2 separate regions of the Homo sapiens genome follow, and region 1 is linked to region 2. The links are chromatin loops, found by intact Hi-C in ENCODE. Cell type or tissue: dorsolateral prefrontal cortex. All regions are shown on one strand. Links, peaks and the distances in the headings refer to the core of each region. The heading gives the core; the rest is flanking DNA. Region 1 has its middle 110 kb from the start of NDN. Region 2 has its middle 130 kb from the start of PWRN4.

The links. Hi-C counts contacts between places; a loop is a spot of excess contacts. Peaks named below come from ENCODE experiments on the same cell type or tissue, not always from the same donor. Only the 100,000 strongest peaks of a DNase experiment are listed, where the experiment ranks them.
Region 1: it touches region 2 in a loop (5-fold over the local background); 1 of 110 quality-filtered maps calls a loop at or near these places.

The regions. Positions count from the first base shown.
Region 1 is chr15:23,796,022-23,800,427 of GRCh38, forward strand. No RefSeq gene overlaps it. Among named protein-coding and RNA genes, the nearest start is that of NDN, 110 kb to the left of the region's middle. In dorsolateral prefrontal cortex, for the core only: no CTCF peak of the experiment used is centred there; a DNase peak (open chromatin) is centred at 2,000; H3K27me3 peaks cover 1,087 bases.
Region 2 is chr15:23,843,004-23,847,409 of GRCh38, forward strand. No RefSeq gene overlaps it. Among named protein-coding and RNA genes, the nearest start is that of PWRN4, 130 kb to the right of the region's middle. In dorsolateral prefrontal cortex, for the core only: no CTCF peak of the experiment used is centred there; no DNase peak of the experiment used is centred there.

The sequences.
Region 1 (4,406 bases), core at 101-4,100, 47 kb before region 2:
GGTATACAGATTTGGCTACTGGAACAGAAAATAGGACATCAGTGGAAATCTCATGAAGTCTGAATAAAGACTCTAGTTTAAGATTTTGTACCAATTTTATTGTGTTGTTTTTGATAAACGTACCATGGTTAAGATGCTAACAATAGGGGAAGATGGAAGAAGAGTATATAGGAACTCTCTTTACTAGGTTTACCATTTCTCTGTAAGTCTAAAATTATTTCAAATCAAAAAATTTAAAAAGAGGTAATGGAATACTACTTAGCAATAAAAATGGAACAAACTTGATATATACATTATAGGTGAATCTCAAAAACATTATGCTGAGTAAAGAAACAAGACCAAAAAATACATACTATGTTATTCTATGTACATAAGCTTCCAAAAAATGAATACCAATTTACAGTGAACGAAAGTATGTAAGTGGTTGCCTGTTGGTGGGATTTTGGGTGGGATTACAAAGGGACACAAAAATTTAGGGGGCAGGTATCGAAACAACTGTTATTCTGTTTGTGGTGATGATTTCATGGGTGTATACACATGTGAATACTCATCAAATTGTACCATTTAAACATATGCAGTGTGTTAATTTTACCTGAATACAATATAGATAAATAGATTGATGGATGGGTAGATAGATAGATGAGTAGATAGATGATAGACACAGAGACACATGGAATTAGTGAGGGTTTTTTTTATTGCTATATAATAACTACAGAAAGAGTCTATTTTTAACAAAAGTAGAAAAGTATTATTTTCCAACCCCAGTATAATAACTGACTCAGGTTGGATCATTGGTTGAAGCTACAACCATCTGGTGAAAAGTCCTTTGGTACCAGAATATTCACATGGTCTCAAAACACCACTCTACAGATAACTTATCCATCCCAGAAGGGAAAATGGACCTGTACAATGGGGTGGTGATCAAATGGAATGGAAACTGATGGATCAAACTGATGGAATGGAAACCTTAGCATTACATGTTTCCCGATATGATGGAAAAAGAGCCCAACATAACCATACATGTTAAACCTGAATCTAATCCGGAAGTAATAATCCAAAATGTGGAACATCCTACAAGACTGTCCTGGCCTCTTGGAAAACAATGTCATTTTTGAAAAAGACCTCTGTGGGTTGGGCACAGGTGAGGATGATCCCTATAGATTAAAAGACACTAAAGAGGCAAAACAGCCAAATAAAATGCATAAACCTTGCTTGGCTTCTGGATCCAAAAAATAAAATAAGCTCTAAAGGACATCTTGGGGCTGATAGGGAAAGTTTAAATATGGGCTTCATGTTAAATACTGAATTGATCTTAATGTTCTCAGATGTGATAGCATCATAGTTCTGTAGTAGGAAAGTAAATAAGTGAAGTTAGATGATAGGTAGGTGGTGGATGGATGGATGGAGGGGCAAATAGACTGCTAATATGTCAAACTATTAACAATGGGTGAATTTAGGTGAAGATATTATAGAGGTCTACAATCCTTTCAACTTTTTTGTGGGTTTGAAACTTTTCATAATAAATAATTAGAGAGAAGGGGGACATAGCTTGAAAACAGCAGTGTTGTTCTGTTCCTGGCTGTGCAGCCTCTGCTCCATCCTTGCCCCACTCCTCCCTGTCCAGGTCACTGGCCCCCAAAGCCTCTTCTGGGCAGGCTCGGGATTGGTTGTTGTGAAGTGGCCACATTGTCACCAGATTGTTTGAAATGGAGGCTTTATGCAGAGAGGTGGTGTATCCAGGCAAAGCGGGAAAGGCAGGATGGAGGGAGGAAGGAGAATGAGGCAGTTGCCATGGAGCCCTAAAGGGCCCCCTTTGCTGGAGCTTGACGCTTGTTTATATTCCCGAGAGGCTATGGAGGCGGGGAAGTGAGAGGAAGAAAAATGGGGGCTTAATTTGCTCTCACCGATTCCGGCCGCCCACGGGGCTTATTATCCTTGATTGCCTGTTTTCTGCTTTCTGTCACCATGGAAACCGGCAAAAAACGTGACTCTGCTCAGATTTACGCAGTTTGCTCGCTGAAGGCCTAGTCCCCACGTACCTGCTGGGCCTCTGCCGTGGGACGAGGTCCCTGCGGAAGGTGTCTGTGCGAGGGCGTGTGATTAACTAGGGGCTACTGGGAGGGGTGTAATGAGGCAACGGTGGGGGTGGCAGGACGTCTTTAAGGGATTGGTGAGAAAAGAGTTGCCATCAGCTTCCTTCCTCAGGCCAGGCTAGGAACACTTGGAACTATTTTCAAGGCTGGGGCTGGGAGCAGCATGCTGTCCTTCCGAGGACAGTGTGTGCTGAGGCAGCCCACTCCAGGGCAGCACTTCCCGGAATTTCTAAGTGGAGGCCCTAAGTAGAAACATTTTATGGCTCCTAGCTGCAGATTTGGTTCCTGAGAACAGGTCAAGGTGACCCCATGAGCTGGAGTGGGGAGTCTGTGCTGAGGAAGAGCTTCACCAAGAGTAGCACAGCTTAGCACAAGGAGGGCCTCTGAGCTTGTGCTGCTTCTCAAATGCTGAGGATAAAATTGGCGCCAGGCTTCCTCAAAGGGTTTGACCAAGAGGGTGGGGAAAGGTAGATAGGGTACCTTGGAAGGCAGCCCACAATACTGAGAGGAATTTTCTGGGAGTCTCCTGGCATATGAGGATTATCACAGTGTCTCTGACACTTCTGTAGTTTAAGGAGCACATGGGGGTTGCAGGTGTGGGAGAGCAGGAGAGAGACTCTTCTTTGCTGTTGTTTGGCCTGCCTATCTCTGTCAGTGGCCCATGGTGTTGTATTCACCGTTTGGTGGTGGCATCCCACAACTGGACAGGCTTCTGTGATTTCTGAAACCTGGAGGGGCTCCTCGTTTAGACAAGGGTGACCCTAAGAGTCCATGGCTTAAGAAATAGAATGATCATACTATCTAAAACAATCTACACATTCAATGCAATCCATATCAAAATTCCAATGTTATTTTTCACAAAAATAGACAAAATATCTAAAATTTGTATGGAACCACAAATGACCTCAAATACCCAAAGCAATGTTGAGCAAAAAGAACAAGGCTGGAGACATCATACAACCGGATTTCAAAATATGTACAAAGCTTTAGTAATCAAAACAACATGGCACTGGCCAAAAAAACAGAAACATCAATCAATGGAACAGAATAGAGAGCTTAGAAATGGACCCACATGCATGCTTCTTATGGTCAATTGGTTTTTGACAAAGGTATCAAGAAAGCACAATGGGAAAAGGAAAGTCTTTTTAATAAATGGTGTTGGGAAAGTGGATATACACATACAGAAGAATGAAATTAGACCCCTATCTCACAACATACACAAAATTTAATTAAAAATGGATTAGGCCGGGCACAGTGGCTCACACCTGTTATCCTAGCGCTTTGAGAGGCCAAGGCAGTGGATCACTTAAGGCCAGGAGTTCATGACCAGCCTGACCAACATGGTGAAACCCTGTCTGCTAAAAATAAAAAAAATTAGCCAAGTGTGGTGGTGCATGTCTGTAATCCCAGCTATTCGGAGGGCTGAGGCACTAGAATTGCTTGAACCCGGGAGGCGGAGATCAGTGAGCCAAGATCACGCCCACTCCAGCCTGTGCGACAGAGTAAGACTCTGTCTCAAAAAAAAAAGGGGGATTAAAGACTTAAATGTAAGATGCAAACTGTAAACATACTATAAGAAAACAGGGGAAACAGCTCTGTGATATTGGTCTTGGCAATGATGTTTTTGGGTTTGACCTCAAAAGCACAGGCAACAAAAACAAAAATAGGGCCTGGCATGGTGGCTCAGGCCTGTAATGCCAGCACTTTGGGAGGCTGAGGCGGGCGGATCATGAGGTCAGGAGTTGGACCAGCCTGACCGATATGGTGAAACCCCATCTCTACTAAAAATACAAAAATTAGCTGGGTGTGGTGGCGCGTGCCTGTAGTCCCAGCTACTCAGTAGGCTGAGGCAGGAGAATCGCTGGAACCTGGGACACAGAGGTTGCAGTGAGCCGAGATAGCGCCACTGCACTCAAGCCTGGGCGACAGAGCGAGACTCAATCTCAAAAAAAAAAAAAAAAAAGACAAATGATATTGCATCAAACTAAAACTTCTGCACAACAATTAAAACAACAGAGTAAAGAGACAGCATATACAGATTGAGAAAACGGTTTGCAAACCATACATTTGATAAGAGATTAATACCCACAATACATGAGGAGCTCCACTCGATTGCATGAAAAAAAGTAAACCAATTGAAAAATGGGCAAAGGACATGAAAAGACATATCTCAAAAATAAGACATAGAAACAGCAAGCAGGTATATGAAAAACATGTTCTGCATAACTGATCATCTGTGAAGTGCAAATCAGAACCACAATGAAATACCACTTTGTATCTATTGGGATAACTTATCAAAAGAATGAAAGATGA
Region 2 (4,406 bases), core at 296-4,295:
AAAAGCAAACTGAGATATCATCTTACACCAGTCACAATGGCTATTACTAAAAAGTCAAAAATAACAGATGTTGGCAAAGGATGCAGAAAAAAAGGAACACTTATACACTGTTGGTGGGGATGTAAATTAGTACAATCTATGTGGAAAACAGTATGGAGATTTCTCAAAGAACTAAAAGTAGAACTACCATACAGTCCAGCAATCCTACTGCTGGTATCTACCCAAAGGAGAAGAAGTCATTAGGTAAAAAAGATACCTGTACTCAGATGTTTATTATAGCACTATTCACAACAGCAAGGATGTGGAATCATTTAAATGCCCATCAGCTGATAAACTGATAAATAAAATGTGGAATAGACACACATGATGGAATACTTCTCAACCATAGAAAATAATAAAATCATATCTTTTGCAGCAACATGAATGGAGCTGGAGTCCATTAGCTTAAGTAAAACAGCTCTTAAACAGAAAGTCAAATGCAACATGTTGTAATTGCAGTTTGTAAGCGGGAGCTAAATAATGTGCACACATGGCCATAGGTTGTGGAATAAGAGACACTGGACACTCAAATGTATGGGAGGGTGTACGGATGTCAGGAATGAAAAATTTCTTAATGGACATAGTGCACATTATTCAGGTGATGATTACACTAAAATCCCAGACTTCGGCACTGTGCAACATATCCATGTAACAAAATTCGGTTGCACTCCTTAAATTTATGCACATAAAAAATTAAGTGTACGATTCTATTGGTTTTATAATAGCTGCAGATATGTGCAAACATCATCACAGGTAATTACAGAACATTTTAATTACACAAATTATCATTTGCTTTAGCTATCACCACCAACACTAACTAACGTCTAATATACTTTTTTTGTTTGAGACGCGGTCTCACTCTGTCACCCAGGTTGGAATGCGGTGGCATCATCTCAGATCACTGCAACCTCTGCCTCCAAGGCTCTAGCAATCCTCTCACCTCAGCATCCTGAGTAGCTGCAACCACAGATGCCCACCACCACGCCTGGCTAATTTGTGTGTGTGTGTGTGTGTGTGTGTGTGTGTGTGTGTTTGTCTCTGTGTGTGTATTTTTGGTAGAGACAGGGGTTTTACCATGTTGCCCAGGCTGGTCTCGAACCCTTGAGATCAGGTTTTCCACCCACCTCGGCCTCCCAGAGTGCTGGGATTACAGGTGTGAGCCACCGTGCCCGGCCAGCAACTACCAATATACTTTATAGGCCTATAGTCTGCTTATTTTGGACAGTCCGTATGAATGGAATAATCTAATATGTGGTCTTTTGTGATGGGCTTCTTTCACTTAGTGTGATGTTTCCAAGGCTCATCAGTGTTGCACCCTATGTCAGTGCTTCATTCCTTTGTATGGCCAAATAATATTCCATTATATAAACATGCCACATTGTGTTGATCCATTATGTTATCTTTAAATAGACAGAGGACTGCAGATCTACTTGCGCTTATTGAGCACTTTGAAGAGTGAACATAATTTGGAAATACTAAGGGAAACAGTATCTAAGTTTATCACTACCCAGAGCAGAAAAAATACGAATTTTTTCTCTCTGCTACTCCTGTTATTTATTCTAGAACTCTAATAGTCTGCTAAATTCAAAGCAGACTGCTTGGAACATGCTAGATGATACAACAAGAGAATACAGAATATTAAAATTAAGGCTGAATTGGAGATTTGTTCTTGAATTGGTAAAAGCCATGGTATGGTGTGTATAGTGGAATAGCAAGAAATTTTGTCACCCTCTGAGCTTTGAGGGGTCTTCTCAGATTCTGTGCCATGTTTATAGCAAACATCAGGTGCTGTTAATTTTAGCTCAGGTATATTGAAGAGGTGAATTAAAAGGGTGGTAGAACTTCTGTTTCTTACCATTAAGAAGAGCTTAGACTGGACTTTTCCTCCTGCCATAAACAACTAGAAAACTGGGAGAAATATGTGAAACAATTGCTTTTAAACATTAACAGGAGGCAGCATAGAACTACATCTTTGAGAGAAAAGAAACAGACAATTGCTCCACTCTTGTCCCTGAAGCCCCTTTCAACTTCTAATGGAGGAAGCGGGATACTAAGAAACAGTAGTAACTGTTCTGATATGAGGAAACAAAGGCCAGGGCTCAGGGAGGTTGAGATGGCTGGGATTTATGGGACATAGTTACAAAGGAAAGAAAAATACGCAGAAATAAAAAGTTCCAACAATCTGCCTAGATTCCCATTGAGTCTGCTATCAAGCCATGCATATGCGGGAGAACACACCAGGAGGCTGGGCAAAAGCAACCACAGAGCTGTGAGCTGAGCGTGTTCTAAACATTATGCAGATCCGAAGAACATCCCATTACAGATCAGGCAAAACGGCTGGGCGTGGTGGCTCACGCCTGTAATCCCAGCACTCTGGGATGCCGAGGCAGGCAGATCACCTGAGGTTGGGAGTTCAAGACCAGCCTGACCAAGATAGAGAAACCCCGTCTCTACTAAAAATACAAAAAAATTAGCCAGGTGTGGTGGTGCATGCCTGTAATCCCAGCTACTCAGGAGGCTGAGGCAGGAGAATCACTTGAATCCGGGAGGCAGAGGTGGCAGTGAGCCGGGATCGCACCATTGCACTCCAGTTTGGGCAACAAGAGCGAAACTCCGTCTAAAGAAAAAAAAAAAAAAAAAAAAAGAACAACCAAGACATTCAGGGGAAATCCAGAAAAAATGACTCATTAGTAACGGAGCCAAACTTTCAGTAAAGTAACACCAGGCCTGCCTTAATAATGCCTCAAAACAAGCCTCAAAATGATTGAGCTGATTTGCAAGTTTCTTAATTCTCTGTGTGAACAAAGCCCAACAGAATCCAGATAATCAACACTGAAACATTCACAATATTCAGCATTCACTCAAAAATCACTAAACATGTGAAAAGCAGGAAAATATGACCCATAACTAGGAGAAAAATCTGTCAATTGAAATAGACTCAGATGTGGTGGGATTAGCGGACAGAATTTAGAATGTATAGTGTATATACTTTACTTTAAATAACTCTTTATTTATAAATGGCATGTTAATATATATTTTAAAATTCTAAGGAGTCTACAAAACATACAGTAAAAGTGAGCAGTGGATTTGACAAGATTGTAGGGCACAGAGTCAAAACACAAAAATTCATTGTATCTCTGTTTACCACTAGCAAACAATTTGAAAATGATAAATAAAACATTACCACTTATAGCGACCAACAAACACAAAATCAGGATATATTTAACAAAATATTTTCAAGACCTCTGCACTGAAAACTACAACAGTCACCAGGAGAATTTAAAGATCTAAATAAATGGAAATATATAGCATGGTCATGGCCATACGGGCTCAATATTGTTAAGATATCAAGTAGATGTATAATGTGCAAACTCATCAAAATAACAGCATGATTTTTAAATAAAATGATGTTCTAATTCAAAAATTAATTTGGAAATGCAAAAGACCTCGAATGACCAAAACAATTTTGAAAAAGAGGGTCAAAATTGGAGTATTCACAATGTCTGATTTTAAGTTACTATAATGCTACATTGATCATGACAGTGCATTATTGGTCTAAACATGCAGCTTCATGGAACAGTATGGAGAGTGCAGAAATAGACTTATACGTATATGGGTCAATTGTTTTCTGACATTTCCAAGGTAGTTCAATCAAGAACAGATAGTCTTTTTAACAAGTATTAGAACAATTGATTATCCATTTGGTGAAAAACTAACCTCGATCTTTATCTCACATCAAACACAAAATTAACTTGATGTAGACCATAGGACTAAACATAAAAGCGAAAGTTATAAACCATCTAGGAGAAAATAACAACAAAATACATTGTTTCATTTTCTACATTTTTTTTATTTATTTTTAACTTTTATGTTCAGCAGTACAAGTACAGGTTTGTTACACAGGTAAACTTGTGTCATGAGGGTTTGTTGTACAGATTATTTCAAAACCCAGTCATTAAAAATATTCATGATTTTAAGTGAGAGATACTTTGAACCATAAATGAAAACTTAATAGTCTGAACTTGATCCAAAAATTGTGTTCCTTGAAAGATGTTTTTAAGGAAATAAAATGACAAGACACAAACTGTGAGAAAGTATTTATAATACATATATCTGGCAAGGGAATTGTATCTACAATATGGAAACAAATCTTAAAATTAAGTTATAAGGCAAGCAATTCAATGAAACATGAAAAAAATACCTAACCAGACCCTAGAAGATAAGTGAATGGCCAATACACTCTACAAAGATTCACAACATAAGTAGTCATGAGAGAAATGCAAATTTTTAAAAACCACAGTGAAATGGTATTACACAACCAGTAGAATGGCTAAAATTTAAGAGGTTGGCAATACTGATTGTTGGCA